Linked DNA regions of Homo sapiens: regions 2 and 3 are each linked to region 1. A link is an interaction called in ENCODE POLR2A ChIA-PET data of the cell type or tissue named here. Cell type or tissue: A673. All regions are shown on one strand.

Region 1 (5,000 bases):
TGTTATATATAGTGCTGGGCTCAGCAGGAGTAATTAAAAGGCGGGGGCCCTCATGGTCGGTAGTAAAATACCAAGTGTAGGCTGTTTAAGAAAAATGGGCCATTGATTGGCCATCAGCAAAACACAGGGTGGTACAGAAAGGACAGAAGAGGGAAGTCAGGCAGAAAAATCACACTGAACAGGAAAGGTTTATGCACAGGCTGAGGTTTGCTGAGTTGTGGAATAAAATATAACTTATTTGGATCACGCTTCTAAGCAGCACCATGGCTCAGAAAGAACAAACGTTTATCACATGCAATACCAGGCACTCAGATCTGCATAATCTCATTTAAAACTCCTGAAACCCTGGCTGGGTGTAGTGGCTCACTTAATCCCAGCACTTTGGGAGGCCAAGGCAGGTGGATCACTTGAGGTGAGGAGTTCAAGACCAGCGTGGTCAACATGATGAAACCCAGTCTATACTAAAAATACAAAACTTAGCTGGGTGTGGTGGTGCACACCTGTAATCCCAGCTACTCGGGAGGCTGAGGCACAATAATTGCTTGAAACCAGGGGATGGAGGTAACGGTGAGCTGAGATCACGCTGCTGCACTCCAGCCTGGGTGAGAGAGTGAGACTCTGTCTTAAAAAAACAAAACACGGGGCTGGACACGGTGGCTCATGCCTGTAATCCCAGCACTTTGGGAGGCTGAGGCAGGTGGATCATGTGAGGTCAGGAGTTTCAGACCAGGCTGGCAAATATGGTGAAAACCCATCTTTACTAAAAATGCAAAAATTCACTGGGCGTGGTGGCACGTGCTTGTATTCCCAGCTACTAGGGAGGCTGAGGCAGGAGAATTGCTTGAACCCCAGAGGTGGAGGTTGCAGTGAGCTGAGATCACGCCACTGCATTCCAGCCTAGGAGACAGAACAAGACTTCGTCTCAAAAAAACAAAACAAAACAAAAACCAAAAAAAAAAAAAAACCCAACCAACCAAACAAACAAAAAGAGAGGACCATGTGTGGTAGCTCACTCCTGTAATCCCAGCACTTTGAGACGCCAAGGCAGGAGGATCACCTGAGGTCGGGAGTTCGAGACCAGCCTGGCCAACATGGAGAAACCCCATTTCTACTAAAAATACAAAAATTAGCCTGGTGTGGTGGTGGGCACCTGCACTCCCAGCTACTACAGAGGCTGAGGCACGAGAATCACTTGAACCTGGGAGGTGGAGTTTGCAGTGAGCCGAGATCGCACCATTGCACTCCAGCCTGGGTGACAAGAGTGAAACTCTGTCTCAAACAAAACAAAACAAAACAAAACAAAACAAAACAAAACAAAACAACCACACAAACTCCTGAAACTCCTTCCAGGCTGGTGTGCAGATTCCTCTCTATCTCCATTCCGTAGGATACTAAACCAAGATTCAGAGGGGACCAGCCCTACCTTGCTCAAGCAAGACAATACAAAGCACGGTATTTTTAGTTGCCATCCCTAGGAGGAGAATCATGGACAGTTTTTTTTTTTTTTTAATTTTCTTCAATTTTTGCCCTAACATTTTGGGAAGACATAGGAGAGCGAGAAGAACAGCAGAATGGTAAGGGTCAAGGGAGAGTAGGAGTTTGTGCTGAAAACTAGAAACAAGAGGGAGAGAACTGGTAGACATGTTAGATGTATCATCTTGTATAATTATTTGTTCATTTTACAAATAAGGTGGATGAGGCTTAAAGAGTTTTAAAGGAACTTTCACAGCACATGAAGTATAGTCCCATTTATGTACCCATAATACATACGTAAATATATGCATGTGTGATAGGACCCTGTTTATGCATGAGTTTACTCCCAGCACTAAGGCAAAAGAACTGCCCTGTACCTTTCACTTAAAATGTATTTCGTGGGCCGGGCGCAGTGATTCACACCTGTAATCCCAGCACTTCTGGAGGCTGAGGCAGGTGGATCACTTGAGGCCAGGAGTTCAAGACCAGCCTGGCCAACATGGTGAAACCCCCTTCTCTACTAAAAACACAAACATTAGCCGTGCATGGTGGTGGGAGCCTGTAGTCCCAGCTTCCTGGTAGGCTGAGGTGAGAGAATCACTTCAACCTGGGAAGCGGAGGTTACGGTGAGTTGAGATCACACCCAGCCTGGGCGACAGAGCAAGACCCTGTTACAAAAAAAAAAAAAAATTGTGGCTTTTTAAAACCTCATTTTGAACAATATTTGATCACACAGACATATTGAAGGCACACAGTAGGGCATCTTGGACTGTAAATATCTCATTATAGAACATCTTTCATTGGAGAAACTCAAATAGTAATAACAGCTAGTATTTAGCACATAGCAAGTGCTAACTAAATATTGCCTGGAGCAGGTACTGCTTCCATTTGCTGACTCAGTTAATCCTCCCAACAACCCTGTGATATTAACATTAAAATCCTCTTTTCACAGGGGATGTAATAGAGACACAAAGAGCTTAAGAAACTTGCTCAAGCTTATATAACTAAGAAAGGGGTGGAGCATGAGTTGTAATTTAGACAGCCTGGTTGCAGATTGCAGCACAAGATTCTTTTTTCTTTCTTTCTTTCTTTACCTTCTTTCCTCCCTCCCTCCCTGCCTCCTTTCCTTCCTTCCTTTCTCTTCCTTTCTTTCTTTCTGTTCTTTCTTTCTTTCTTTCTTTCCTTCTTTCTTTTTCTTTCTTTCTCCTTCCTTCTTGTTTCTCTCTCTCCTTCCCTCCCTTCCTCCCTCCCTCCCTTCCTGCCGTCCTTCCTTCCTTCCTTCCTTCCTTCCTTCCTTCCTTCCTTCCTTCCTTCCTTCCTTCCTTCCTTCCTTCCCTCCTTCCTTCTTTTTGAGACAGGGTCTTGCTCTGTCATCCAGGCTGGAGTGCAGTGGCTCAATTACAGCTCACTGTAGCCTCAGTCTCCTAGGCTCAAGTGATCCTCCCACCTCAGCCTCTTGAGGAGCTGAGACCACAGGTGCATACACCACCATATCCAGCTAATTGTTTTATTTTTTGTAGAAATGAGGTCTCGTCATGTTGCTCAGTCTGATCTTAAACTCCTGGGCTCAAGTGATCCTCCCATCTCAACCTCCCAAAGTGCTGGGATTACAGGCATGAGCCATCGTACCCAGCTGAGCAAGATTCTTAACCATGCTGCTATGTCTGTTGTGGGCGATTATTAACAATCTTTCCAGAATGCTGAATATTAGCCTCTCAGAGGTACTGGAAGGAAGGCAGCATGATGGTATTGCTCAAGAGTGAGGATGGTTTCTGTGGAAGTCCAAGTAGGCATGCTCGGGGGGTAATAGGGTGCTGATGAATAGAGGCCCAGGTCATTTTGAAAACTGGAGGCATCTTACCAATGGACTTAGCAGAAGCAGATAAACGCCCAGGGAGAAGCTGAGAAGGGAAACCATTTCCTGGCACAGGGCCATTGCCTGCAGTTTGACAGGCTGTGGCCTGAATAGGGCTTTTGGCTAAGGAGTGAGCAGGGCTGAAAGCCAGTGCTGGTTCCGCTTACCAAGGCATGCACTTGCCCCAGGGCAGTGTCCATCATAGCAAGGTCCAAAGAACCAGAGGATTCCCAAGCTATGTCCCCTTGAAGCTCGATCTGCCCTGGGGGCTAATTTTCCTAATTTGCATAATGGAATCCCATGGATGCCCTCAAGCCTGTTGTGCCATACAGAGTGGGGGTGCTCCCCTGGAACCCACAAAGATTCCAAAGGCCTGGGAATTCTCTTTCCTTGATCTTTTTTTTTTTTTTTTGAGACAGAGTCTCACTGTGTCACCCAGGCTGGAGTGCAGTGGCGTGATCTTGGCTCACTGCAACCTCCACCTCCTGGGTTCAAGTGATTCTCCTGCCCCTGCCTCCTGAGTAGCTGGGACTACAGGTGACCGCCACCATGACTGGCTAATTTTTGTATTTTTAGTAGAGATGGGGTTTCATTATGTTGGCCAGGATAGTCTCGATCTCCTGACCTCATGATCCCCCCACCTCGGCCTCCCAAAGTGCTGGGATTACAGGCGTGAGCCACTGCGCCTGGCCCTTTCCTTGATCTTTATTCTTTGACTATCTCCATCTCAAGTAGTCACTTAAGTGCCTGGCCTGTGGCCAGTGATGGGCTCCTAACTACAGTTCTTGAAATAACTGGAGAGCAAAAGAGAAAGAGACTGGAACTTTGCCCAGAATGTGATCACTGATTTTTATATATTTATATATACACACACACACACACACACACACACACACACACACAGGGTCTTACTCTGTCACCCAGGCTGGAGGGCAGAGGTGCAATCATAGCTCATGGCAGCCTCTACCTCCTGGGCTCAAGTGATCCTACTGTCTCAGCCTCTTGAGTAGCTGGGACTACAGATGCATGCCACCATACCTGGCTAATTTTTTATTTTTTGTAGAGATGGGGTCTTGCTATGTTGCCCAGAATGGTCTGAAAGTTTTGACCTCAAGTGCCTCAGCCTCCCAAAAGTGCTGGGATTACGGACATGAGCCACTGCACCAGACCTGCTGGGAATTTTAAAATCACCTTATTATATATTGGGTCTCTCTAAATTTTGGTGACTCATGGAAAAGCTCATATAGCAAGCTTAGAGTCTACTCTTCCCAGTGTAAGTTTGCACCAAGATCTGGAAGGAGGTAAAGGTTAAGACATTGGCGCCAACTAGGTGTATTTGCTAAATAGGAATCCGATGCACAGGCTGTCACGTCAGTGTCTGAGACTCCCTGAGAAACTCAGGAAATGCGTGGGTGCATATTCATAGTCAGAGACATCTGAGGGAGGTTAGGAAGGGAAGTGAAGTTTGCAAGTTCAGAGGCCTCCTTCTCTACTTGGAGGAAGCCCAATCCTCCATGAAATGTAGAGTAAATGGAAGGCTGACTTTTGGAAAGTAGGGTGCACTATCCAGTTCTGGCCCATTTATATACCCATAATACGTACATAAATCTGAGCGTGTGTGATAGGACCCTATTTATGAATGAATTCTGTGTTTTTTCTTTTCTTTCTTTCT
Region 2 (5,000 bases), 160 kb after region 1:
TATATCTTACACTCCAGCTCACTATTCAGCCCACATTATCAGTTTCTGAGAGTTCACCCTTCCCAAGAAGGTCAGAATAGATTTTCCTGGGGCTCGGACCAGAAGACAAAGACAATGGGAGTAGCTATTCTAAAATGTAGGTTTCATTATTACTCAGGGATGGTGGGGTCAACAGATAAGGAGACGACTGTCATGGTAAAGCTAGGTTGTTACTCACAGTTCCCCAGGGGAGGGACATGCCACCCTGGACAATGCAGGGAAACAGTAGGGTTGGCCATGCGACAGAGGCAGCGAGGGAAAAATGTGGGCAAAAGCCTTTATTGTGGTTTCTGCAGGAAGCAATGGGTGAAGCAGGGTAGGCAGGCTTAGGATTGGCTAGTTAGAATAATTTCAACAGGCTCTGGGGTGTAGGGGCTGGCACCTGGCCGTGTGGTAATTAAGATAGGGAAGTATTGGCCTGGAGTGGTAAGAGCCATATAGAGGAGGTGGTTGAGTATAAGCTGTGGATTGGTGGGTTTGCACATGAAAGGCACATCTGCAGACCAACCATTTACTATCCCTAAGAAGGCCAAGGGAGGTAGCTCACACCTGTAATCATAGAGCTTTGGGAGGCCAAGGCAGGAGGATCGCTTGAGGCTAGGAGTTCAAGATCAGCCTGGGCAACATAGTGAGACCCTGTCTCTACAAAAAATTTTTTAAAAACTGGCCAGATATGGTGACTTGTGCCTGTGGTCCCAGCTACTTGGGAGACTGAGGTGGGAGTATACTTCAGCCTAGGAGGCTGAGGCTGCAGTGAGCAATGATTATGCCACTGCAGTCTAGCTTGGGAGACAGAGTGAGACCCTGTCTGTATCAAAAAAAAAAAAAAAAAAAGGGTCGGGTGCAGTGGCTCACACCTGCAATCCCAGCACATTGGGAGGCCGAGACGGGCGGATCACCAGGACAGGAGATCGAGATCATCCTGGCTAACATGGTGAAACCCCGTCTCTACTAAAAATACAAAAAATTAGCCAGGAGTGGTGGCGGGTGCCTGTAGTCCCAGCTACTCGGGAGGCTGAGGTGGGAGAATGGCGTGAACCCAGGAGGTGGTGCTTGCAGTGAGCCAAGATCGTGCCACTGCACTCACTCCAGCCTGGGTGACAGAGCGAGACTCCGTCACAAAAATAAAAAAAAATGGCTTGCCCTGTGGGTTGAAGTCTCCCAGTAAGGCCAGTAAGGCCCCAGATACCAAAACATCAGAATAAAAATACATGCTTAGTAGGAAGCCCCCACAATTGCCCCTTTCCACAAATTGTTGCTTGGTGTCCTGAACAGGACTGAGACATCGCTACTCTCTCCCCCCTCAATAGATTGAGACTCTATGATTAGCAGGGGAAGGGTGGGGGCTGTTAGGGCCTAGAAGCATGTGATTTATCAGTCCTACTTAGTTCACCAAGTAGGAAACAGTAGATTCTGTCAAAGGTCTAGGGGAATGGCAGGTCACCTTTTAGGAGGGTGACTATCTGCCCTTGCTCCCTTCCCACTTCTGCAAAGCCAATGGGCACCGCAACATGGGAGGGAGGGGAGAGGTCTAAAGCTTCCACAGAGAAGGAGGTATCTAGGGAAACTAGCAGAGTTGCAGGGCAATGAATTCAGAGGAAAAGCAAGGAAAAGGAGAGAAGACAAGCAGGGCAGGGTGTTGAAGCAACTCCATCCCAAACCTGGACGTGGGCATGGTGAACATTGACCTTCCAGGGCCCAGACGCTGTGCAGAGATGCAAGAAATGCAGAGATGTACAAAGATGCAAGATGTGCAGATATGCAAGAGGACTGCCCTTCCTGAAAAGAGCAGACCAACAGCAGTGTGTATGTTGTTTGACAGTCAGCTCTCGAACCCATCTGAAAATCAGAAAAAAGAAGTTGGATCAAGGTGGGGTATAGTTTATTACAGTGAAAGGATAGAAAACAGAATCAGCGATGAGGTGAAGTCCAGAAAACCAGACAGAAGCTTCCAGAGCCCTCTCCCAGAACCCGGGAGCGTGGCGCTGTCAGGGAAAGGTCCAAGTAGACAAGGTCCCTGGGATGTCTTCCTTTTGCATGCCAGTGACTTGGGGAAGTGGAACAAGCTGGGAAACATAAGTGACCTGTGCCAAAGAGAGATAGCCTGGGCATCAGAGGAAGTATTTAAAGGTGCTAATGTTGCAATGAAAGTTATACAGCTGTTCATTCACAGAACCAATGAGTACCTACTATGTGCTTGGTATTAGGCCGTAGGAATATAGTGATGAGTGAAGCTGGTGTGGTTCCCGCCTAGTGCTTAGAGTGTTTTGCTGCAAAGCCTGGTCCTGACCCCTCAGGTAGAGAGCTTCCTAGTATCCTCAAATGCCGCAAGCTTTTGGGTGATCACTCTCAACACCCCGACCTTCTCAGTAGCTCCAGGAACACCACTTGGAGAAAGCCAAATGCTTATTCCATATAGCTGCACCACAGCTGGGGCCAAAGCAATGTTACATTTGTCATGACTCATAAGATGCCTACTCTGAGCCAGTTGCTGTGCTTTAGATCTATTAATGCCTCCCAAAACCCTGTGGAAATAGTTTGTTTGTTTGAGATGAAGTCTTGCTCTGTTGCCCAGGCTGGAGTGCAGTGCTGCAATGACTACTCACTGCAGCCTGGACCCACTGGGCTCAAGCAATCCTCCCACCACAGCCTCCCCTGTAGCTGGAACTACAGGCGTGCACCACCATGCCCAGCTGGTGAGTTCTGTAGAGATGAGGTCTCACTTTGTTGCCCAGACTGGTCTTGAACTCCTGGGCTCAAGTGATCCTTCTGGCTCGACCTCCCAAATTGTTGAAATTATAGGCATGAGCCACCACACCTGACTGTCGAGTAAGAGTCTAATCCCATTTTATGGATAAAATAACAGATTCTGGAACATTTGAGCAAGTTGCCAAAGGTCACCCAGAAGAAAAAGTAATTCAAACCCAGCATCATCTGACTCTAGAGCCAGTGCTCTTTGTAAATCCTCAGGCATCTCATGAAGATCCTTAATACAAATGGAAGAGGAATCTGAATTGCTAACCTGGTTAAATCATTCCAACTGCTAATAGGTGTTACGTCTCTTTCTAGGTGAGTAGATGTTTGCTTCTTGGTAGCATTTTGACTCACGGCTAATTAAATAATATGGAGGCACCCAAAAGATGAGTGTGTAATTTCCAGTTTTAATTTTTTTAATGAATAAACAACAAGTCTATTCTTTATTTATCTAGTTTAGAATGTTAATGAATAGCTCCCCCTTCTAATTTCAAAGCTGAGTATTTAAGGGAACCTGACACTTCATAAATATCGAACTGTGAGGTTTCATGTGTTAGTTTTATATAAACATTGGAATTGAGTAATTACCTTCCCTGCTATTCATTAAAATTCAAAATTAGATAAACAATAAGCAGAAATGTTTTTGTTCAGTATTATTCATATCAAGCACTTTGCTTATTATACCCTTACTTCTTTTTATGATTTCTTTTGTGCACTGTCCTTTCCCTTTGAGCATCGCCAAAAATGGTCCATTTTGTGAAGGAAAAAAAAAAAAACAACTCTGATTTTTCTTTGGCTTCCTTTCATCATTTAAAAAATCAGCTGAATCATCATTTCATGTACAGGAATGGTGGTGTCGAGAAAGGAATGGTGGTGTCGAGAAAGAAATGAAGGCTCAAAGCTGTAAGAGCTTTAGTCTCGGTCTCAGGCCAATCACTAATTTGTGGTGGGTTCTCCAAGGCAGGTAACTTCCTCTAACTGGGCTCCTGTTTCCTCATCTGCAAGAGGAGGAATTTGCACTGATGATCCTTCATTCATTTTTTTTTTGTGTGTGTGTGCATATATGTGCCAGGTGAGGTACTAGATGCTGGGGTTCTAGTGGTGAAGAAGAAATGACTGAAGTTTCTGCCATCACAAAGCTTCATCCAATAGCCGCACAAACAACAGTAAGATCACAATTATGTTCATTGCGTTTTAAAAAATTACATAACTTGTGAACCATTTTAATGAGGTTTGGACATAGAAAGATAAGGGGAAGGATCGTGCAAGAAGGGATACTTGAATTGCTGTCTGAAAGGATGAGTAGACACTAATTAGGTAAAGAAGAAAGTGTCAGGAGCCTGGAACAGATTGAGCAAAGGTACTCTGGCAGGAGGGGCTGAAAGGCTCATTTGCCAGAGAAAAAGAGAGAGAAGAATTAAACTACGAGATGAGGCTAGAGAGGAGAGGCCTGCTCAGACGAGCCGTATAAAGGCGCTTTTCTTCATCCTAAAAGCAGTGGAGATACATATCAGAATATATATGAATCATATTTCCTTGGAAAATGGTCTTGTTAGAGGTTAGATCCATTTAGTTTGGGTTTCTCTCCTTCTGCTAGACCTTTGGAGCCAGCCACCTGAGTGGTTTTGCTTGTGAGGCTATCTTAGGGATGTAGGCTCTAAGTATAGTTTGTAAGTTTATTACTGTTAAAAGAAAAACATCAGCCATATGAAATTTAAAGCAGCATAATGGAGCTATGAAGTATTCACCAGTCAGGCAACCCCCAGAATCACAGCAGACTCAAGAGAGACTCCAGGGGTGCCTTGTGGTTAGAACAAATTTACAGACAAAAAAGTAAAGTGATGTACAGGAATCGGAAGTGAGGTACAGAAACAGCTGGATTGGTTACAGGCTGGCATTTGCCTTATTTAACACAGTTTGAACACTCAGCAGTGTATGAATGGTTGAAGTACGGCGGCTGGGATTGGCCAACACTCAGCGATTGTTACAAGTTCATACTCCTAAGTTAGGTTTTCAATCTTGTCTACCTATTAAGTTAGGTTGCACTTCATCCACAGGGACTTAAACATAGAAGTACGGAGTCCTTCTTAGGCCATATTTAGTTTGCTTTAACATCAGTAAGTACCAGGTCACAAGCGGGTCAAGTCAGTGGACCCTAGAGCTCAGATATTCCCACTCCTTCCCCTTGCTTCTCCTTTGTGCCCTCT
Region 3 (5,000 bases), 280 kb before region 1:
AGCCTGACCAACATGGAGAAACCCTGTCTCTACTAAAAATACAAAATTAGCCAGGCGTGGTGGTAGGCACCTGTAATCCCAGCTACTTGGGAGCCTGAGGCAGGAGATTCACTTGAACCTGGGAGGCGGAGGTTGCAGTGAGCTGAGAAAAGTGACATTGCACTCCAGCCTGGGCAAAAACGCGAAACTCCATCTCAAAAAAAAAAATATATATATATATATATATAGCCAGACATAGTAGTGCACAGCTGTAATCCCAGCTACTCTTGAGGCTGAGGTGGGAGGATCGCTTGAGCCCAGGAGTTTGAGTCTTTTTATTATTATTACTATTATTATTATTTTCTTCTAGGAGTTTGAGTCTTCAGTGAGCTATTATTGCACCACTGCACTCCAGCCTGGATGACACAGTGAGAACCTGTCTCAAAAAATAAAATAAAACGAAATAAAATAAAAAGTATCTTTAAAAGAAACACACAAAAAGCAAATGTATGTATTGATCAGCTGATGAAAATATTACAGCCAGAAGCTTGAGGGAACCTAACTCTGTACTTCTAGGAGCGATGGTTCAGTATTTGATAATTCAGGCTTTGCCGTGGCTTTATGGAATGGAATTTCTGTGAATAACAGGAATCGATGTATCTTCCTTGTGTTACTGATTTTACTGTAGATCTGTTCACTTGATGTGATCAGAAAATCATAGAATCTCAGAGTTTATAGGGAAATCCCTTTGTGAAGAGCTTGGATGCTTCTGCTGATGGGGTGCTCACAACCATAGAACATATCCCATCTTAGCTCTGATGACCAGAAAGCACTTTCTTATGCAGACCTGAAATATTTGCTCATTGTAACTGTGCTTGTACGTTTTTATTTTTATTTTTATTTGAGATGGGGTCTCACTCTGTCACCTAGGCTGGAGTGCAGTGGCACGATCTCAGCTCACTGCAACCTCCGCCTCCTGGGTTCAAGTGATTCTCCCACCTCAACCTCCCGAGTAGCTGGGATTACAGGCGTCCACTACCACACCCAGCTAATTTTGTTTGTACTTTTAGTAGAGACGAGGTTTCATCATGCCAGGCTGGTCTTGAACTTTGACCTTAGGTGATCCACCTGCCTCGGCCTCCCAAAGTGCTGGGATTACAGGCATGAGCCACCGCACCCAGCCGAAAATGTTTGTACATTCTAATCCTGCTCTCTGGGGCCTCACAGATTAAGTCTGCTTCCTTTCTTAATATATTGTTTTCTTTGAGTATTGAAGATGCTGATCTTATTCTTCTCCCCTCTGTCTTCCTTCTCTCCTAATTCTGTCTTCTTCCTCCTCCACCCCACCTTTCCTCTTCTGTATCCCAAAGAGTGGCATTTAATCACTACCCCTTTCTCTAGGTGAATCGTTTCCTCATCCATCCATCCATCCATCCATCCATCCATCCATCCTTCCTTCCTTCCTTCCTTCCTTTCCTTCCTTCCATCCTCTCTCTCTCTTTCTCTCTCTCTTTCTTTCTTTCTTTCTTTCTTTCTTTCTTTCTTTCTTTCTTTCTTTCTTTCTTTCTTTCTTTCTTTCTTTTTCTCTCTCTCTCTCTCTCTCTCTCTTTCTTTCTTTCTTTCTTTCTTTCTTTCTTTCTTTCTTTCTTTCTCTTTCTTTTTGAGACAGAGTCTTGCTCTGTCACCCGGCTGGAGTTCAGTGGTGCGATCTTGGCTCACTGCAACCTCTGCCTCCCGGGTTCAAGCAATTCTCCTGCCTCAGCCTCTGGAGTAGCTGAGATTACAGGCGCGGGCTACCACACTCGGCTAATTTTTTGTATTTTTTGTAGAGATGGGGTTTCACCATGTTGGTCAGGATGGTCTCGATCTCCTGACCTCGTAATCTGCCCGCCTCGGCCTCCCAAAGTGCTGGGATTACAGGCATGAGCCACCGCACCCGGCCCCTTTCCTGATTCTTTCAATCCTTCCTTATATAACATGAATTTGTCCATTGCCCACTGTTGGAAGATACAAAACACAACAACGTTTCTATCTCTGTTGTAGTGAAATATACTTTCCATTTCTATACAGTCTCACCCTACTGTAGTCTTTCCTACCTAAATGTGCTCCTGGATTTCATTTGCTAATTCATTTTAAGTTGGTCCCACTTAAACCAAACTCTTTTAAAATACATCTGTTTTAGAAGTGGGCCACCCAGACCCTTAGGGTGGAAGAACGATTGTGATAACACTCAAATTATCTGTGCTCTTAAGGGATCCGATGTGACATGTTTTTACAGCCTTCTCACATACATACCGTTATTGAGGCTGGGTCCCAATTAATGAGGTACTATTTATAATTTTCCTCGAAAGCAACTGTTCGTTTTAAAAATAGCTTTTTAAAAGAAGGATTGTATTACATTATGGGAATGAAATCTGTTAAAGAAGGCTGCCTTCTGCTGCAGAAGAAGTGAGGGGATTATTTAGAGTGGGTTGTGTGTGTGTCACTGGAGAGATTACTGAGCCTGGGGGAGCAGGGAGGATTAGGGAGGTTTGACATAGGACAGCAGATTAAAAGAATACTAAATATGTATTACAGGCTCTCTCTTATTTCACATGATATTTCAATGCTGTCTCCTCTGAATAATTCAGAACTAGAATCCAACCAATAGCTTACCTAGGAAGGTTTATGAATGGGGTGAAATAGAATTACAAGTTTTCATCCCACCAGGGACTGTGTCTTCTCATTCACAATCATCAGAATTTGTTCTTCCTGTTTAGAACAAGGAGAAAGAGCAGGAAGACTAAAACGGGGTTTGGGGGAATCTATTTATCAAGACTTTTTTTTTTTTTTTTTTTTTTGAGACGGAGTCTCACTCTGTCACCAGGCTGGAGTACAGTGGCACGATCTTGGCTCACTGCAACCTCCACCTCTGGGTTCAAGCGATTCTCCTGCCTCAGCCTCCCTAGTAGCAGGACTACAGGTGTGCGCCACCAAGCCCAGCTAATTTTTGTATTTTTAGTAGAGACGGGGTTTCACCATGTTAGCTAGGATGGTGTTGATCTCCTGACCTCGTGATCCTCCTGCCTCGGCCTCCCAAAATGCTGGGATTACAGGCATGAACCACTACACCTGGCCTTATCGAGCCTTTCAAAGGCACATACAAGCTGTCAAATAATTAGATCATGCCTCAAAACTAGCACTTGATTAGATTTTGCCTTATGATTTTGGTCTTTCTTTTCCTCTCTTTTTATTCACTAGGACTTAGGTAAGTCAGTCCTCAAATATATAGTAGTGGGTATTTCATATCCAGGGAACTAAAAACTGCACTTAACATGTAATTTCTGACTCCCTAGCTGCTTTGAGGACTGTGACGTCTCAAAACCGCCAGCACCATTTGTTACCTGTACTCCATGGGACAGTACCCTGTCAACCAGAGTAGGCGGATCCACCATGCACAAAAGCAAAATGAAATAAAACTGAAGAGCAACTGCTAGGCTGAATCAAAAAATAAAAAGAGGGCCAGGGCCGGGCGCAGTGGCTCATGCCTGTAATCCCAGCACTTTGGGAGGCCGAGGCAGGAGGATCACGAGGTCAGGAGATCAACACCATCCTAGCTAACATGGTGAAACCCCGTCTCTACTAAAAATACAAAAAAAAAAAAATTAGCCGGGCACGGTGGCGGGAGCCTGTAGTCCCAGCTACTCAGGAGGCTGAGGCAGGAGAATGGTGTGAACCTGGCAGGTGGAGCTTGCAGTAAGCCGAGATCACGCCACTGCACTCCAGCCTGGGTGACAGAGCGAGACTCCGTCTCAAAAAAAGAGGACTGGGCGCGGTAGCTCACACCTATAATCCCAGCACTGTGGGAGGCCGAGGCAGGCGGATCACCTGAGGTCAGGAGTTCGAGACAAGCCTGGTCAACGTGGTGAAACACCATCTCTACTAAAAACACAAAAATTAGCCGGGAGTGGTGGTACACGCCTGTAATCCCAGCTACTTGGGAGGCTGAGGCAGGAGAATTGCTTGAACCCGGGAGACGGAGGTTGCAATGAGCCAAGATCAGGCTATTGCACTCCAGCCTGGGTAACAGAGTGAGACTCCATCTCAAAAAAAATTATATAAAAAATAAAAAGAGGTCAAGCATAGATGCTCATGCCTATAATCCCAGCACTCTGGAAGGCCAAGGTGGGAAGATTGATTGAGGCTAGGAGTTCAAGACCAGCCTGGGCAACATAGTGAGACCCTATCTCTACAAAAAATAAAAAAATAGCCAGCTGTGGTGGCCCGCACCTGTAGTCCTGGCTACTCAGGAGGCCAAGGTGGAAGGATCACTTGAGCCCAGGAGTTCGAGGCTGCAGTTAGCCATGATTGCACCACTGCACTCCAGCCTGGGTGACACAGCAAGACCCTCTCTCTGACAAAAAAAAAAAAAGAACAGTTTTGAATCTACTGGTGAAAGTTGGAGTTAGTAGTATACCCAATTCTGATGTCTTCACTCTTGTCCTACGGATGACAAGCTCCTGTATTAATTCATTTCTTGATTCTTGGTTGATGGTTCAGTTTGTCCTTTTGACTTTCAGAACCATTTATTGGCATCATATCATTCCAAGTCCTTTAAAAAACTCTGTGTAGACTTAATTCTGTGGGTGGTTTCTGAGTCTGGGTGGAATCACATACGAGGTAATTGAAAGAAGTGAGGACATTGATGATTAACTGCTACTTAATGGAAGGACGACAGAGTTAGGAATGATTTACTGAAGTTAAATTTGCTTAATGATTGATTCACTTGATGATTTAGGTGTTTCTTTTTTATTTGTTGTTGTTTTCTTTTTGTTTGGGGGAAGATGAGGATAAGGAAAAAGCAGTTTGCACAGGGGAAAGCAGAAAAGCTTTTCTTTTAAAAATTATATCTGTTTATGGCTGGACACAGTGATTCACACCTGTAATCTTAGCAATTTGGGAGGCCAAGGCAGGAGGATTGCTTGAGGCCAGGAGTTCAAGACCAGCCTGGGCAACGTAGCAAGCAAGACCCCATCTCTGCA

The links. Peaks named below come from ENCODE experiments on the same cell type or tissue, not always from the same donor. Only the 100,000 strongest peaks of a DNase experiment are listed, where the experiment ranks them.
Region 2: POLR2A ChIA-PET joins it to region 1 with 6 read pairs; 2 of 35 experiments call an interaction of 5 or more read pairs at or near these places.
Region 3: POLR2A ChIA-PET joins it to region 1 with 5 read pairs; 2 of 35 experiments call an interaction of 5 or more read pairs at or near these places.

What each region holds. Positions count from the first base shown.
Region 1 is chr7:68,678,089-68,683,088 of GRCh38, reverse strand. No RefSeq gene overlaps it. Among named protein-coding and RNA genes, the nearest start is that of CT66, 920 kb to the left of the region's middle. In A673, no CTCF peak of the experiment used is centred here; DNase peaks (open chromatin) are centred at 2,468, 3,038, 4,118, 4,738 and 1 weaker place; H3K27ac peaks cover 4,657 bases.
Region 2 is chr7:68,516,882-68,521,881 of GRCh38, reverse strand. No RefSeq gene overlaps it. Among named protein-coding and RNA genes, the nearest start is that of CT66, 1.1 Mb to the left of the region's middle. In A673, no CTCF peak of the experiment used is centred here; no DNase peak of the experiment used is centred here.
Region 3 is chr7:68,956,249-68,961,248 of GRCh38, reverse strand. No RefSeq gene overlaps it. Among named protein-coding and RNA genes, the nearest start is that of CT66, 640 kb to the left of the region's middle. In A673, no CTCF peak of the experiment used is centred here; no DNase peak of the experiment used is centred here.